2 separate regions of the Mus musculus genome follow, and region 1 is linked to region 2. A link is a contact called in ENCODE Hi-C or POLR2A ChIA-PET data. All regions are on one chromosome and are shown on one strand. Each heading gives the region's core, a stretch centred on a gene start or an enhancer-like site at or near the end of the contact. The rest is flanking DNA. Distances are from core to core; before and after follow the strand shown.

Region 1 (7,747 bases), core at 4,894-7,393, 43 kb after region 2:
AATGTAGCTTTACCCTTTTTTAAAAGACTTAATTAATTATTGTATGCATATGAGTACACTGTCACTGTCTTCAGACACAGCAGAAGAGGGCATCAGATCCCATTACAGATGGTTGTGAGCCGCCATGTGGTTGCTGGGAATTGAACTCAGGACCTCTGGAAGATCAGTCAGTGCTCTTAACCGCTGAGCCATCTCTCCAGCCCAGCTTTATTCTTACTAGTTTTAAATCTTTAGACTTTTAGGGAGTGGGGCAAGTAGGAGGAGAGAGGGCTGGAGCAAAGAAATGCAGTGGCACATGGGTTAAGGCTGGCACTACATTTGTGTTCTTCAAGCGATGTGAGTGGAGCACGTGTGTCCTCTCTGCTGGCTTTGACTGTGGGCTCCCAGGTCTTGGGAAAGTATGTTGAGGGAGGTTATAATACCGGTTGATGAATGTCATACTTAAGTGAAGGGACACCACTGTGGGTCAACTCTCAACAACCTTACTGGCCCTAGTCCTTCCTGCTACACTCCACCATGCCCAACTTGGTCTTCTCACACCATGTCTCTCTGGCTCCCTGAATGTCTCTCCCCACCTACATACTGGTCTTTGGTCTCCTGATCACTATGGACAACCCACACTGCCCTGTCATACCCACTGATGACCCAGAAACACTGAGAAGTCAGCTCATTAAAAGAAGAGTGGGCATAAGACATGCATCCCAGTCTGGAGGATAAGAAGAATATGCCATGTGGCTTCCGGGGGTGGGGGGTTATCAAGAGGTCACCGATGATTACGGAGCACCCCAGCTATTCTGACCCCGGCTATGCTGACCCCGGTTATGCTGACCCAAGCTATGCTGACCCCAGCTATGCTGACCCCAGCTATGCTGACCCCAGCTATGTTGACCCCCGGCCTTGCTGACCCCGGCTATGCTGACCCCCGGCCTTGCTGACCTGAGCTATGCTGACCCGAGCTATGCTGACCCCAGCTATGCTGACCCGAGCTATGCTGACCCCAGCTATGCTGACCCCGACTATGCTGACCCTACCTCTGCCCTTGCTCATGACTCAGGTCACTGTATTTTATAGGCTGCTTCACCTATGAGTTTTCAAGGTTGACACTCACCCTATTACACTCAGAGTCACATGACGGCCCTTAGACACCAGGGTGTTTTGACCAGTCCTATTATTCTGCTTACAGACCCAGTAAACTCCACCAGTCATTCTCTGGGCCTCCAGCTCCACACTGAGATGCATTCATGACTGAAATGCACGTGATCTCCCTCACCAGCACACCACGTATCAGACTTGACATCAAACAGAGTGATATTCAAGTCCCTTTAAGACTTTAAGAATCCTACTGTGGGGAACTAGAGAGATGGCATGGTGAGTAAGAATACTTGTTGCTTTTGCAGAGGACGGGGGTTTAGTTCTCAGCACGTACATGCTGGTTCACACCATCGTTAACTCCAGCTCCAAAGGCCCTGGCCTCCACAAGCTCTGGGCATGAATGTGCTATACACACATGCAGGCCAAACACCCTTCCTGGTCTGGCCCTGAACACTGTACCAACTACTTTCCTTCTGGGTGCTGAGCCACTCCCAGATAGACCCCCACATCTAAACAAAGTGCATCGACTCCCAGATAACCCCAGTGCTTGCTGACTTCCTCTTCATTCTTGATGCCAGGGTTCCCAGGGAGCACCAAGGGTGCTGTTGCATGGCCTCTAGTGTCCCTGTGTTAGGGTGCTGGCCGCTAGTACCCCTGTGTTAGGGTGCTGCCCAACAGCCACTCTAACTTCTCCCCAACCCACACTCCTGGGGATTGGGGTGGTTGCACAACACACAGTCTGAATTAAGTGAGTTTAGAACATCTAGTTCTTACACAATGTCAGCCCTCCTGCCTTACTTCTAGACAGGAAGCTATGACTGTTCTCATCCAGTTTACTTCCCAGCCTGATGGGACCCACTGCCCTGTTTATGGGTGAACGCTGGCATGTGACCTTTCCTTACCTGCCTGACACCCGGGCACCTCTAGCCCCTGCCTCAGGACACCATGCACTGAACCCACCTGCTTATCCCAGGTAACACATGGCTTGCTCCTGCTTTGCCCCAGTCACTTCTGAGCTTTGCTTTCAGGGGAAAGGGTCCTTTGTATCTTAGTTCTCCAGGCAGGGACAACGTTTTCCACCTTGAATTGGAGGACCACCCCTTATGTTATTGCCAGCTAGCAATCTACCCGGGATGCAGCTCTCCCATCTCTCTCCTGGGCCTGCACACATCTGTTGCTCCCTCCCTCGGCTTGCAACCTGCTTGCTGCCTCTCCAGCTGGTATCTCACTTCTGTCTGTCCACTGATGCTTTATTACCTTGGCCTTATTTGCAAATGAAATAGATTTCAAATTCTCATTCATTACCTGTGATGTCAGGATAATAAGGGACAGTTGCTGGCCTGGTGCTACTCACCAGGCTTCAGGACATCTCTGTGCTGAGTCCCCAGGGTCCCAGGGGTGAGGTGGGCCAGGTTCTGGATGCTATACTGAACCCTTCCGCAGTGAGTCGTTCTTGGGTATACCCCTTCCCACAAGCACCAGACCCCCAGTTGTGATGGAGCCGGAGCCCGGTCTGCTGTCTGGGAACTAGGGAAAGCTATGCCAAGCTCTGTGGGATAAGTCCTCCCAGAGGCTCTTCCTCTGCACACTTTGCATGTTAGCACTTATCTGTCCGACAGATCGATGCTCACAAAGTCCATGCTGGAAAAGGGTGTGAAGAGCAGGCCGGCCCTTTCGGTCGTCCTCACAAGCTCCATTTTCTTCGGTGGGGACAACGACACCCATCTTCCCTTCCCATCTCTAGTGGGTGTTTGTATCATTTGCCCCCTCCAGTGTCTGGTTCCAGGAGTTTGCCCAGCGAGTCAGTGTAACATTGGTATCAGGAAATGAGCTAGTGTTGCCGGCAGAGCCTGCGCCCCCAGAGCCAGCAGCTCCAGTCAGAGGCACCCTGCTCCTTGGCCTCTGCCTCAGAAAATAATTTCAGGATGAGTCAAAGCAAAACAAAGCTAGTAAAATTATTTTTCAAAGCAGAAAGACAAGAGGTACTTAAAGAGAGCCAAATGCAGAAGTAAGGAGAGGATGGCTTCCATGCGCCTCAGTGACCACCCCTGGGATCCAGGGCTCCGAACTTCGTTATCTGCAACTAAGTTTACATGTTTGGGAATACATGCACTGGTCTATCTTTAAAAAATACTTTAGTTATTTTGGTTATATATGGGGAGGCAGGGTAGGATGTGCATGTGCCTGCAGAAGTCAGAAGCATGGCTCCCTGGAGCTACAGTTACAGCCCACTGTGAGCCACCCCCCCCCCATTGTTAGCTCTAGGATCTGAGCTAACCAATCCTCAGGAAGAACAACACTCACATTCCCAACTGCTGAGCCAGCGTCACCGTCCCTCTTTTTTAATGAAAAGAAAATGTCTTCACACTCATTTGTTTGTGTGTCTGCTTGCACGCACATGCACTTCTCTGAGCATACATGCCACAGTGCACGTGCAGAGGCCAGAGGCTAACTTGTGGGAGTGAGCTGTCCCCTTCCATCAGGGTCCTTAGGACTGAGCTCCGGGCATCAGTCTGGGCAGCAAGTGGCCTTCCCTACAGAGCCACCCTGAAGGCTCTGGTCCTTTCCTCTGCACAGAATTCTGCCCTTAAGGAGATCTTCTTGAGACGGGAGGAGGGGGTGCCAGGAGAGACAAAACCTTGGTGAAAGAGACCCTGCTTAGCAGGACAGGAGGAGGCTGGACTCGAGGACTAGTTCCTTGGCCACCTTAATGATCTGTAATGTTTCTCAAAGGACAGGGCTGGTCTGTTGTAGGTGGACTGCTCAATTATATCAAAATTCCTGTGTGCTAGACCATAAATGGTGAGGATCAGAATTTAAGCCAGGGGCCCTTTCCCTTTTCATGTCTCCTCTTTCCTGTCTCAAGCATTGTTGAGTGTCCTTGGCAGGAGGCCTGCTGGGTGGTCTGTAGTCAGTGAGGCCAAGGAGTAAGCCTTCGATGCAGTTACCCCTCCTCACTGTCCTTTGCTTTGCTTCTTGGGCTTGCGTCTGGTCTGTCCAGCCCCATACAGTTGAGGGGCGGGGGAGGGACAGGGACAGGGACAGGACACACAAGTGCATACTGCACCAACTCAGCTGAGTTGATGGCCCTTCATGTGTTGGTGAGTGGATGGCTGTCTCCTTTTCTGGAAGTTGATGACTCAGGGTTGAGTCATCTCCCACCTCCCCTCCCTGTTGTTGCAGCCATACTTGTGGCTCACTGGATCATGGAGTTGGGGAGGGCAGGCACCAACTGACCACTGAGACACCACTGTGTGCTGGGCTGCAAAAGCTCCTTCCCCAGAGCTTGGCCTAGGGGATTCTCAGAGGCAGGAAGTGCTCTGTTGTTTGTGTGCCCAAAGGTCTAGGCCTTCTCTCTGTTCCTGACAAGATACTTGGCCCCAGGCAGGTACCTACGATGCTGGGAGCTATGGTCTCTTAGGCCGTGGGTCAGGATGATAGAAAGTCAGCTTCTAGCCTCCAGAGGCTGCTGGGGAGCCACCTGGAGATATGTGTCAAGTCCTGCAGGCTCTGCCCAGCTGTGGCAAGGAGAATGGGCAAGATGCCTAGACCAAGTAGAGACAGGAGAAGTGATCAGGAGCCCAGCCAAGGACGTGGCTGAAGTCTAGTGGTTGGGGTGGTTGGAACTTTCAGATGTGGCTCAGGGAAGGCACAAGCCAAGGGCTGAATCAGTGGGAAAGGGGGATTCATCCCAAAAGCAGGGGAAAGGCCCTGTGTGATGGCCTGCTGGTGAGAGGCTGAAGACGGACAGACAGACAGGCAGAAAGCAGGGCTGGGCAGCTGAGAAATAGCAGATCGCTAGGTGTGAGCAAGCTTGAATCTTAGCACAACTGGAGGGGGAATGGCGGGTGTGTGTGTGTGTGTGTGTGTGTGTGTGTGTGTGTGTGTGTGTGTGTTAGCACAACTGGAGGGGGAATGGCGGGCATGTGTATGTGTGTATGTGTGTGTGTGTGTGTGTGTGTGTGTGTGTGTGTGTGTGTGTGTGTGTGTGTGTCTGATTCCCAACTGGTGTAATAAAGGGAGCATGGGCCCACTAAGCTTGAAGGGAACTCTGGGCATGCTAGGGGCAGGCACTGTGGTCAGCTCACTGAGCTAAGGGTTGCAGTGTTATCTCCTATGTTGTCTTCCCTCAGGGTCCCAGCTCTCTCTGCTCAGCCTATGACCCTGGGAGCATGTTCAGAATGGCTGAGGTCCCTGGGAGTGACTTACTCCCCTGCAGCCCTTGTCAGGCCTGGTTCTGAAAAGACAGACCCAGAAGACACAGCACACCTGGCTTTGTAGTCCATTCTCATTTACCCAGCCATGGGCTAACTGCTCAAGTCCAGAGCAGGAGTGGGGACTCCCTCCTCCTGCCCTGCTTGTAGCAGGTCTTCAGCTTGCAGTAGCAGGCACTGGGTCTCAGGAGTGGCTCTGCCCAGCAGATGTGGCCAGCTCTCCATGGAGAGGTGAACTCGGTAGCTGGGCTGGCTCAAAGGTAGATCCACATCTGCTTATCACTGAACAGGGCTTTGGTGGCACAGACATCAGGTCCTCTCAGCAGTCAGGACAGCAGGGCAGCTTATTATTCCTGACTACAAATGGGGAAACTGAGGCTGGTATGGCTGTCAGGGAGGAGACTTTGAAGTTGATATGACTTGAGTGTGCCCAGCTGAATACAAGCCTCAAGTGTAGCTGTTGGGGGAACTTCCTTGGGCACGTGGCATGAGAAGGGGCCACAGCTCAAAACCAGGGTGGCAACCTAGATCCAACTGGGCTTCTAAGTGCTTCCAGGCGGAAGGCCTCTTATCAGGGCCTCTGGGCAGGGCCTTGGCACAGGCCTGCCACAGGTAGACTTCACAAAGTTGGGCTGGGTACCTGGGTTGGGTACCTGGGCTGGGTACCTGAGGCTGGGCTCCTGCCACCTCCAGCTCTGTGTCTAGGGAAGGGACTTGACCACAGGCCGGTTTCTGCAGCTGTTTTCTAGGACTTTGTGGGTGGGATGAAGGGTGAGGAAGGTTCTCAGTTCCCGGCTGGGATCAAGGCCTGGTCTGCCTCTCCCCTCAGCATTCCACACTGGCCACACCTCCTGCTTCTGAACACTCCCGGGGTTTTACACTCCCAGTGTTTTCCAGTGTCCTTGTGCTTTCAGGAACCTCCTCCTCCTCCCTGAGCCTTGCCTGCCTAACTGCTCTTTTTTACTCAGCTCTGGAGCAGGGTGGTCATCTGAGGCTCCACTGCACACTTCAAGGAACCCAACAGGAGGGCTGGAGGCTCCCTAGGTGGCTGCTCAGGTGCCCTCTCCCTCCCAGGCTGAGGTCCTGGAAGGGACTGTCAGGGGGCTTCACGCATAGAATTGTTGAGGGGCCAGTTCTGGGGAGCCCCGAGGGAAGAGAGCCAGCTGGGGGAGGGCGTGGGGGTGGAGACAGGCTGGTCTGGGGGCTGAGGAGAAACTGCCTGGCTGAGTCACGCTCCCTCCGGAAAATGAAGGAAGAGGAGTTTCCACCAGCTGTCTCCCCAGGAAGAGAAGGCAGAGGGCGGGGGAGAAGGGGAGGATCTGGGAGAGCCAGGAAGCTCTCTAGCTGCAGGATAAGATGTTTTCCCCACTGAAGCTCCCCATCTGGCTCCTATATCTCACCCCAACCTAAGCCAAGAGGCAGGGCTCCTGATTCTGTGCAGGGAAATCCCAGGATTCTACCTAAGGGATTCTGGGGACTGCCCCGGGGGTTCTCTCTTGCCCAAGGTGTCTAGAATCTCCATGATCCTCCTGACCTCAATACATTCAGTGTGTCACCCTCCCCTGAAACACCAGCCATCCTCCTTCCTTAAAGGTCCGCTTGTCTCAAAGTCCCTGGGGCCAGACAATGCCTCTGTCTCTGCAGACTGGAGCCCCATCCTGTGGGGGTACAGACAGGTCTTTCCACAGAGTGGAAAGGGCAGGGTCTTTCTGACTGTAATCTTGAGAGTGGGGCAAGGTGTTCTTCTGGCTCTTCCTCCTCTAGCACACCTGCAACCATAAACACAGCCTTGTCTGCGTAAAAATCGTTCTTACAGTTAGTGGTTAAGATCAATCTAAGCCAGGAGCGTGGAGCTGGTATAATCCCAGCACATGGGAGGCTGAGGTCCTGGCACTGGCATGAGCTGGAAGCCGACTTGGGCTTCATATTATGAACCGAAGCTGCCAGATAACGTCGGTGTTGAAGTTGACACAGGGGTGACTGGCTGGAACTTCAGGATTGCAGAAAACTGGAATGTGCTGTTCCACAAGCAAATTATCTTGGGCTATCTTTATTTCCCTCAGTAGCCTTTTATTGCCCACCTCTATATCTTGCCTAAAACCCTTGTGACTACCAGGAAAAACTTTTGGAATATATTAACAGCCACCAACCTGAAAGTTAAGCATGCCATCAGAGAGCCTTTGAAACCTTTAACAAAGGTTGCCTCATATTGTAGCTGTCTGCCTTCCTGATAGTTCTATCAGTAAAGTACTTCATTGGCCTCCTCCTCCTCCTCCTCCTCCTCCTCCCCCTCCCCCTCCCCTTCTTCTTCCCCTTCTTCTCCTCCTTCCTCTTCTTCGAGGTCTCACTGTCTTGGAAGTTGGTATGCAGATCAGGCTGACTTCAAACTCACAGAGATCCTACATCATGTAGACTCCAGTCAGTCATGTAGACTCTACATC
Region 2 (7,309 bases), core at 2,880-5,379:
CCCGGTATCTCCTTTCAGGACAGTCCCAGGGCCCTGCTGGACAGAGACCTGGAATAGATACCCCCACCCTGCCTACTTAGGCTCCTCCATCCAGGAAGCCTGTGTGTGGATGCAGGGTACCCACAGCACATGTCTGGGGCTTTCCTAATTCTCTCCCTATCTTTGTCCTCCAGGTCCCTGGACAGGGTGCTGTGGCATTTGCCTTCCACCAGGGGGTGCTCTGGGCCCCTGCTTTCCAGTCTATCGCCTTCCTATTCTGGCCTGATTATCTGTAGGTTCCTGGTAGGGTACAGAGAGGTGACTGAGATAGCCAGGAGGCCCCTGGGTAATTAAGACCTCTGCCTCTTCACAGACAGCAGGGAAGGACTCTGTGTAAGTGACATGTGTGTCGATGTGCTGTGCACACAAGGGGCAAGCTGAGGAATAGGCATTTAGCTCCCAGGGCTCCTGCACCTCTGCTCTGCTTCACCTCAGCATCTGCTCCTTCAGCATCTGCAGGGGTTTCTGCTCACCACAGCGATATCTCTCCTCTGTACGCGCTGGCTGTCCCTCAGGCCTTGGGTGGAATGTCCTGTGTGCTTGCAGGACTGAGCCTAGTTACTAACATGTCCCAAGCTCCACCGTCTAGTCACTGTCCCGCTCCTGTCCATGCTCACAGACATACAACTCACTTGCTTCTTTCCTTATAGGGAGAAACAGGTCTGGGCAGGAATATAAAGATCCTTCCCAAGGTGATGTGTGGCTATGTGACCCTTGGAGTCCTGTCCCGGAGACACTGCTTGGCCATCAAAGCCATCAACAAGGGCAGGAACAGGAAGACCTGGTTTTAGAATCAGCTCCAGACATTCCCAGCACAAGGCTGTGGCTCCTCTCACCCGCCAGAGGCTGCCTGAGCAGCCTGGGGTCCAAGGTCACGTGTTTCCCATTATGATCCCTTGAGGAAAGTGCCAGAGGGCCTGCAGACTGCATGGAGGGTCCCAGCATGGAACCTCAGCTCTAAGTGTGCCACTTGCCACTCTACTAGAGAAGCCTTGTGGTCACAGCCCTGGCTATTTACTACTGCCTGGGGGCCAGCTCTTCCACAAGGCTCAGCTCGACAGCAGCCCCAGAGAAAGATTACTGTGGGCATAGAAGGGAGAGCCTAGAGTAGCAATGGAATGCATGAGAAGATAGTGGCCAGCATGCCCTTCAGGTAACAGGTACGTCAGACCCATCTGAAGGAACATCTGGACACAGCTGGACAGTCAGGCGGCCGAGGAGGAAACATGGAGGACTCAGAAAGTGGAAGCCTCGGCAGAGGTGCCTGGGGCTCCAAGGGAGAGGAAGAGAGACCCTGAGCAGGAGGTCAGGAAGACTTGCCTGGAGGTGAGTGAGGAGTGGATTTAGTAGAGGAACCAGAGAGGAAGACAATGCAGCCCCCAGCAGCCTCAGAGATGCAGGGTAGAGGAAGACTGACTGTGTGTCAGGAGGGGTGGGGCATGGACCGAATCAGAGCAGGGACACCGGGAGAAAGAAGAATGCAGGCTGGACTCCAGGCCAGAGATGCTGGCTGGGGGTGCTCCTAGGGACTCAGCATTACATTCTGACCCATACACCCTCTATTAATCAAGGTAGCAAAGCAAGAAATGAGGGTACCTGGCAGGGCTGGGCAGAGTCAGAGCCCAGGGTAGTGGAGACCAGCAACAAGTGTCTGTGGACATGGAAAAGTGTGGAAGCCAGATCTGGAGGATGGCTCCATTGGCTCAAAGGGTTAGGTGGTAGGACAGCTCACCCTCCAGAAGCCCAAGGAACGGGTAGCCTAGCTGGCTATACAGCATTTTTAGGTAGCGAACTTACTGGGGGAGAGGGGGGACACTTGATTTGCATTCTTGTGTTTGCCAGCCCTTTGGCACGGCTTTGGGCTTGGCCTCTGGAGCCTTCATTTGGTTCGTGCACCCATTCAAAGCCAGAGGCAACTTACCTAGCCCCCCACCCTGCCAGCCTCTGATCACACAGGGCTGGCCATAGGCACATAAGATCAGGGAAGATATGGGAGGCCACAGGCAAGCAAAGAGGTCCCCGCCAAGGGGAAGGACAAGTGCAGGAAACCAGAGTAGTCACCAAGTGCTTGCAATGACTCAGGGGCTGGGCACTCAGGGAAAGGACTGGAGTTGATTTCCAGAGGGCTTGATGGAAGGCTGACTCTTCTGCCTTGTCCATGAAGTGGGGGGAAAGAGGACAGGTCTCTTGGCTTATGATAAAGGCTTCAAGGGACTCAAAGGAACAGTTAGTTTGGTTCTTCAACTTTTCTGAGCCTCAGTTTCCCAACCTGTAGAGGAGCTCTGTGGGAGGCTCCTGACTTGCTAGTTCACGAGAGACTGGAAGAGAAACATGTCTCTATTCTCATATTCCTCAGGGGAACACCTGTTTGGGTCTGCTGGGGAGGTCAGGTGGTGGGAGAGATAGCCCCTCTGAGTGGGTGACTGTGACCCTGTGCTGATCCTTGAATGTCCTGTCAAGAAATGGGGATCTGGATCTGTCATGGTGACTTGGGCATAGAGCAGGGATAGCTCATCTTCACCCAGAACTGTGTCCGCAGAAGGAGACGGAGCCTGGGACCATCGAGGCTCACCCCTGACAGTGCTGACCAAACCCAGCAAGTTGTGTGGAAAGACTGTAGGCGCCACAGGAGCAAACGGCTCTGAGGAAGGGTGGGGGCTTTGGTGCTGGGTCGCTGGAGAGCAGGACTCCAGACCGCTGGGAGTAAATCCCAGTTACATACACATAGCTGGACAATGCATGCAAGGTGTAGGGCTTAGGAGGCCCAAGGTCTGTCCTTAGGACCTAGAGACTTCAAGGGAGAGGGGTGAACAGGGTGAGAGAGCAGGGTAGCTCCTCATTCTTAAGAGAGTTTCCAGAAATCCTCATCCCCAGCTGGGCAAATGTGGCCCAGGGAACCAAGCTATGCCTCCGGAGGCCTCCTAGGAGTCCTCGGGAACTCAGCAAGAAAGCCACAGAACCAGGGAGACAGAACTCCAGCAGGTGTTCCCACCTTCATTTGGGTCAGCAGCCATAAGTGTGGCTCCAAACCCAGTATCACAGAGTATCTTCCCTCAAACCGAGCCCTCTGTGCTGAGGATGGCACCGCAGAGGCAGTGTGGCTGTTAGCTGCAGCTCAACACCACAGAGACTTAAGGAGAGCAGGCAGCTAGCCCTAGGAGAGTACCCACCCGCTGTCCAGAGTCAGTCAGAACAAATGTGGGTGCTCAGAGCACTTTGCAGCTGGCCAAGGGCACAAAGACTGTCTCTGGCCTTCTCTGAGCACTACCAGCCACCGGGTCACACCCTGCCCGGGAAATCTGTGACTCCTCCTTTCTCCATGTCAGCCAGACCCCTTTGAACTCTGCTTTAGGCTCCTGACCCTGCGTTCCTCTAGGTTAGAAACCTATCTTCATCCTGTCTCTGCCTGGCTGACTCGCCGAGGACACCCCCCTTCTCAGAAAGCAGCTCTCACCCTTTGCTGCATCTTAGGGTACCTCGACCCACCCCGTTGGGGCTTTCCCCACTGGAGGGCCCACCATCACCGCCCTGGAACGCCCTACCCCTGAGGATCCCATGTCCTCAACTCAGCGACTTATATTTTTAGCTCGGGCTCCTGCCATTGCCCTGGGGAGGAGGTGGGTGGGTGGTGGGAGGCCAAGAGCTTTGTGTGAGAGGGTGTGTGTGGGAAGGAGGACTTAGGCAGTGGGGAAGGTACTCCTGGGAGGGAGGAATCCAAAAGGCTGTGACCCACTCAGGGCACAGGAGGAAGGGGTTCGTCCGGATCCCGGGGAAGGGGAGAGGCTCGCTGGGCAGGTTAGGGAGGGACTCGGCGCCTGGCCCGCACCTGGCAGCGACTGACGATGTCGGCGTCCGTGGCCAGCAGGTCCACCACCTTGCCTTTGCCCTCGTCCCCCCACTGCGCGCCCAGCACCACGGTCACGCGGGAGCCTGTCGCCGCCGCCTCCTGCTGCAGCCGCCCCCTCTTGACTCCGCCTGTGCCGGGGGGCCGGTCGTTGGAGGCTCGGGTCCCGGACATGCTGGCTTAGCTCCTCTGCTGCTCTGGGCCAAGCGAGAGCCCGCCGCCGCCAGAGCTCTCGCTCCATTAAATGCGGACGCCTAGAGAGGGGGGCGGGCCGGGGGCGGGTCCTGCGCACGCGGTGACGCACCTCGGTGACCTGCGGCCACAGCTCCCTGTCCCTGCCGCTGTCGCTGCAGATGGCGCGCACTTAGGGTGCTAGACGCCCCGACACGACTTGGGCAAGCAGATGACTCAGAACACCCTAGGACGTGAGAGGTGCCAGTGCTGCACGACCCGGACTCTACCCCTGCCCACTGGCCTGCTAGGACTAGGGTTTGGGGTTGCACAAACAGCGGAGGAGGCTGCTTTTTCCGGGGCAAGAGAGCGGTTAACAAAAGCAGAACCACAGATGTTTCTTTGCCGTTAATCTGGAGGATCTGCCTGCGGGATCACCTGTTTTCCCGTCTTGAACCTCGAGTCCAGGACCAGGAACGGTTCTCCTGAGAGCCGCCCAGAAAGTCACCTTAACTAAGACGATCTCTCTCCACCAGGCCACATAGTCACCCCTGCTGGCCCAGGATATGCAGCTCTTGGGTGGCTGTAGCTAGCTACTAGCCCAGCGCCAAGTGTAAGATGAAGTACCCACATCCGCTCGGGGTCAGAGCAACTTGAGGGACACAGGAGCAGAGGAGGATTCAACTTTCCAAGAGACCTCGGGGTCGATGGTTTCTGCCACTCAGTCCAGACTGGAAACAGGGACAAGGGAAAGTCCTGAGGCTGGGAGGCCTGTGTGGCATGCTCCCCCCAGCCCCCCACTGGTGCGTGTCCTTCCAGGGTGTGCTAACTGACCCCTGGGACAGGTTCACAGAGCAGTCAGGCTCCTAGTTGTCCTGGGGGCAGTTCGCAGGACTGTCACAAGACCAGTGAGACTAGACACACCCTCTGGGGGACTGACACCCCCCCTCCCCCAGCTTGGGGAAGAGAGGCTATTCCCAGTCAGCCTCAGCCACACTGCTGCTACCCTCCCTGGCTGTGCAGGTCATGGTGGTCTGTGTCTTCTGTTTCACATAGGGACATAGACACTCTCTTCAGTTGCTATGGCTGAAGCAGTCAGGGCCTCGGATCTGGACACTACTTCTTAGAAGAGCCTTACAGTCTTTGTGTGCAGATTACAATATCCTTCTCTACCTCACTCAGTGCCACAGTGGGGAGGGGGCAAGCGAGTAGACGTGGCATCTAGAGTTAGTGGTTCAGGCCAAGATCTCCTGAGCAGTGGCTGGGACAGGCAGAAATCCCTGATAAGGTCTTTCAGGAAGGTGTGCTCAGAAGGCAAAGCAGGCAGAGAAGGCTGATGCAGGAACGGAGACAAGGGGTAAACAGGAGAATATGGGGGGGGTTGTCACAGGAGGAAGGGTAGGGGGCACAGCAGCTTCTGAGGACTGAGGGAGGAGAGAGGCTGGCAGAATGTTACACAGGTCAATGAACTTTTTCTCCAGGTGAGAAAGATTATGCTTTAAGAATGCCAGTGTTGAATGTCACTTTGGTCAGGTCACTTTAATGCTTGCCCTTGTCCCCTTGGGAGGTGTTGCTGCAAGCCTGAAAGGAATCCTGGCTCCCTTTCCTGGGGGGAACCAGGGGTTCTTGGTGAGAGGTATTTAGGGTTCAGAGGGACCTACTATGGGGGCTTAGACGGGTCCTGGGCACTGAGGCTTCTAAGCCTGAGACTATAAATAGCCAAGGGCCCACATAGAACGGGGAGGGCTTTTCTAAAAACAGCTTCACTCAGGCTCAACAGCTGGGACCCTGCCAGTCACAAGGCTCAGCCGGAATTAGCACCCCCACCCCCTCAGTGAGCCCAGCCCGGGATGGTGGGCAGTGTAGCAGCTGCTAAGTTTGGGGGGAGTCTGGCTTTGCAGCTGTGTGACCTCAGACAAGTGACTTCTGCTAAGCTTTGCATAGGCTTAGAGGGAGGGCACGCAGGCACAGCGCCACCTATGGTTCCCTCTGGGTTATCAAGAGACACCGCCACACAGACAATGCACATGATCTGGCACCCATGAGCCTTTGCAAGGAGGTTCCAGGGGCTTCATAGCTGCCACTGGGCTGGGTTTTCCCAGGTCTGTTAGCCACGAGGCCGACTTCCAGAAAGCAATGGGGAGGAAGGCTGGGGAGGCAGTGCTCTCCGTCCTCCCCAGGCAGGTGAAGTGCTGACCTTGCAGGTTTGCCTGATGAGATAGGTAGGCATTCCACCCCAGGTGCAGACCGTTCACAACTCAATACCTGGGAACTCCAGAGTGTGAAGATGGAGCTGACAGAGCTAGGCTGCAGAAGCAATCGCCCAAGGAACCAGCAAGACTGTTTATAGTAAAAGGCACTTGCCACCCTTCCACTGGGTCCACACAGAAGGAGAGGACAATTCTCAGAAGTTGTCCTCTGATCCCCACATGAATGCGGTGGCAAACACACTCCCGCACCAGTAGTTAAAAAAAATTAAAAGTATCCCTGGTGGGAATAAGGTAGCAGCTTTGGGAAAGTCTTTTAAAAAGTTATAGTTACTCCCAGCCTGCAGCCCAGGTTAGGTGTGTACGGCAGAGATATAAATGGTTCACACCAGGCCTATCCCGCCCTTAGCACCATTCACACACCCTCAGATGGAGTCCCCCACACAGAAGCTGTTGAATGGGAAAAAGGAACTCACTCCAGCCGGTGACACACTGTGACTCAGCCGTGAGCTGCGAAGTGCTGCCCCACGGCTCTCAAGAACAACCGGAAGCAGCCAGCCACAGTTTCAATACCTCTATTTATATGGCATGCTTGGAACGGGCAAACCCAGAGAAAGCCAGATGGTGGGGCTAGGGCCAGAACAGTAGATGCTTGTGAGTACGAGGGGATTCTTCGGTAGTGGAAAACCTGGATCATGAATTTGAAATTTTTTTGTGTGTGTATGCGTGTTTTGACTGCATGCATTCTTGTTGCTCACAGAAGCCAGAAGAAGACATCAGGCTCCTTAGGACTGGAGTTATGCATGGCTGCCATCTGCCATGTGGGTGCTGGGAATACAACCTGGGTCCTCTGCAAGAGCAACCGGTGTGCTGAACCGCTGAGCCATCTCTTTAGCCTTTTTGATCATAGTTGCTGGCCATCACACGGCCATTTGACTGGCAGAAGAGGTTTGCAGAGTGCGGGGTGAGGTTCCCACAATGCAAATTAGCCATCACACCATGACAGTGTGGAGCCATCTGCCACTTGCCCCTGTCTGGTCTTAGTTCC

Evidence for each region. Hi-C counts contacts between places; a loop is a spot of excess contacts on that map. ChIA-PET counts read pairs that join two places held with the same protein, here RNA polymerase II (POLR2A).
Region 1: a map of left cerebral cortex shows a loop between it and region 2 (9-fold over the local background). The contact joins the enhancer-like site here to the promoter of Adssl1 in region 2. A Hi-C loop is called at or near these places in 3 of 37 maps with a recorded cell type or tissue (left cerebral cortex and v-Abl transformed pro-B cells). POLR2A ChIA-PET finds 5 or more read pairs at or near these places in 3 of 5 experiments (Patski and embryonic stem cell).

What each region holds. Positions count from the first base shown.
Region 1 is chr12:112,575,372-112,583,118 of GRCm38, reverse strand. No RefSeq gene overlaps it. Among named protein-coding and RNA genes, the nearest start is that of Inf2, 9.5 kb to the left of the region's middle. Within about 2 kb of position 6,143, at least 2 of the 3 ENCODE cell types and tissues checked have a DNase peak (open chromatin) inside an H3K27ac peak, as active enhancers do; they include left cerebral cortex, where a contact is called at or near this core.
Region 2 is chr12:112,616,867-112,624,175 of GRCm38, reverse strand. Adssl1 (adenylosuccinate synthetase like 1) reads right to left here and starts at 4,129. Exons shown (of 13, transcript NM_007421.2): 1 at 3,866-4,129. The coding sequence starts at 4,057.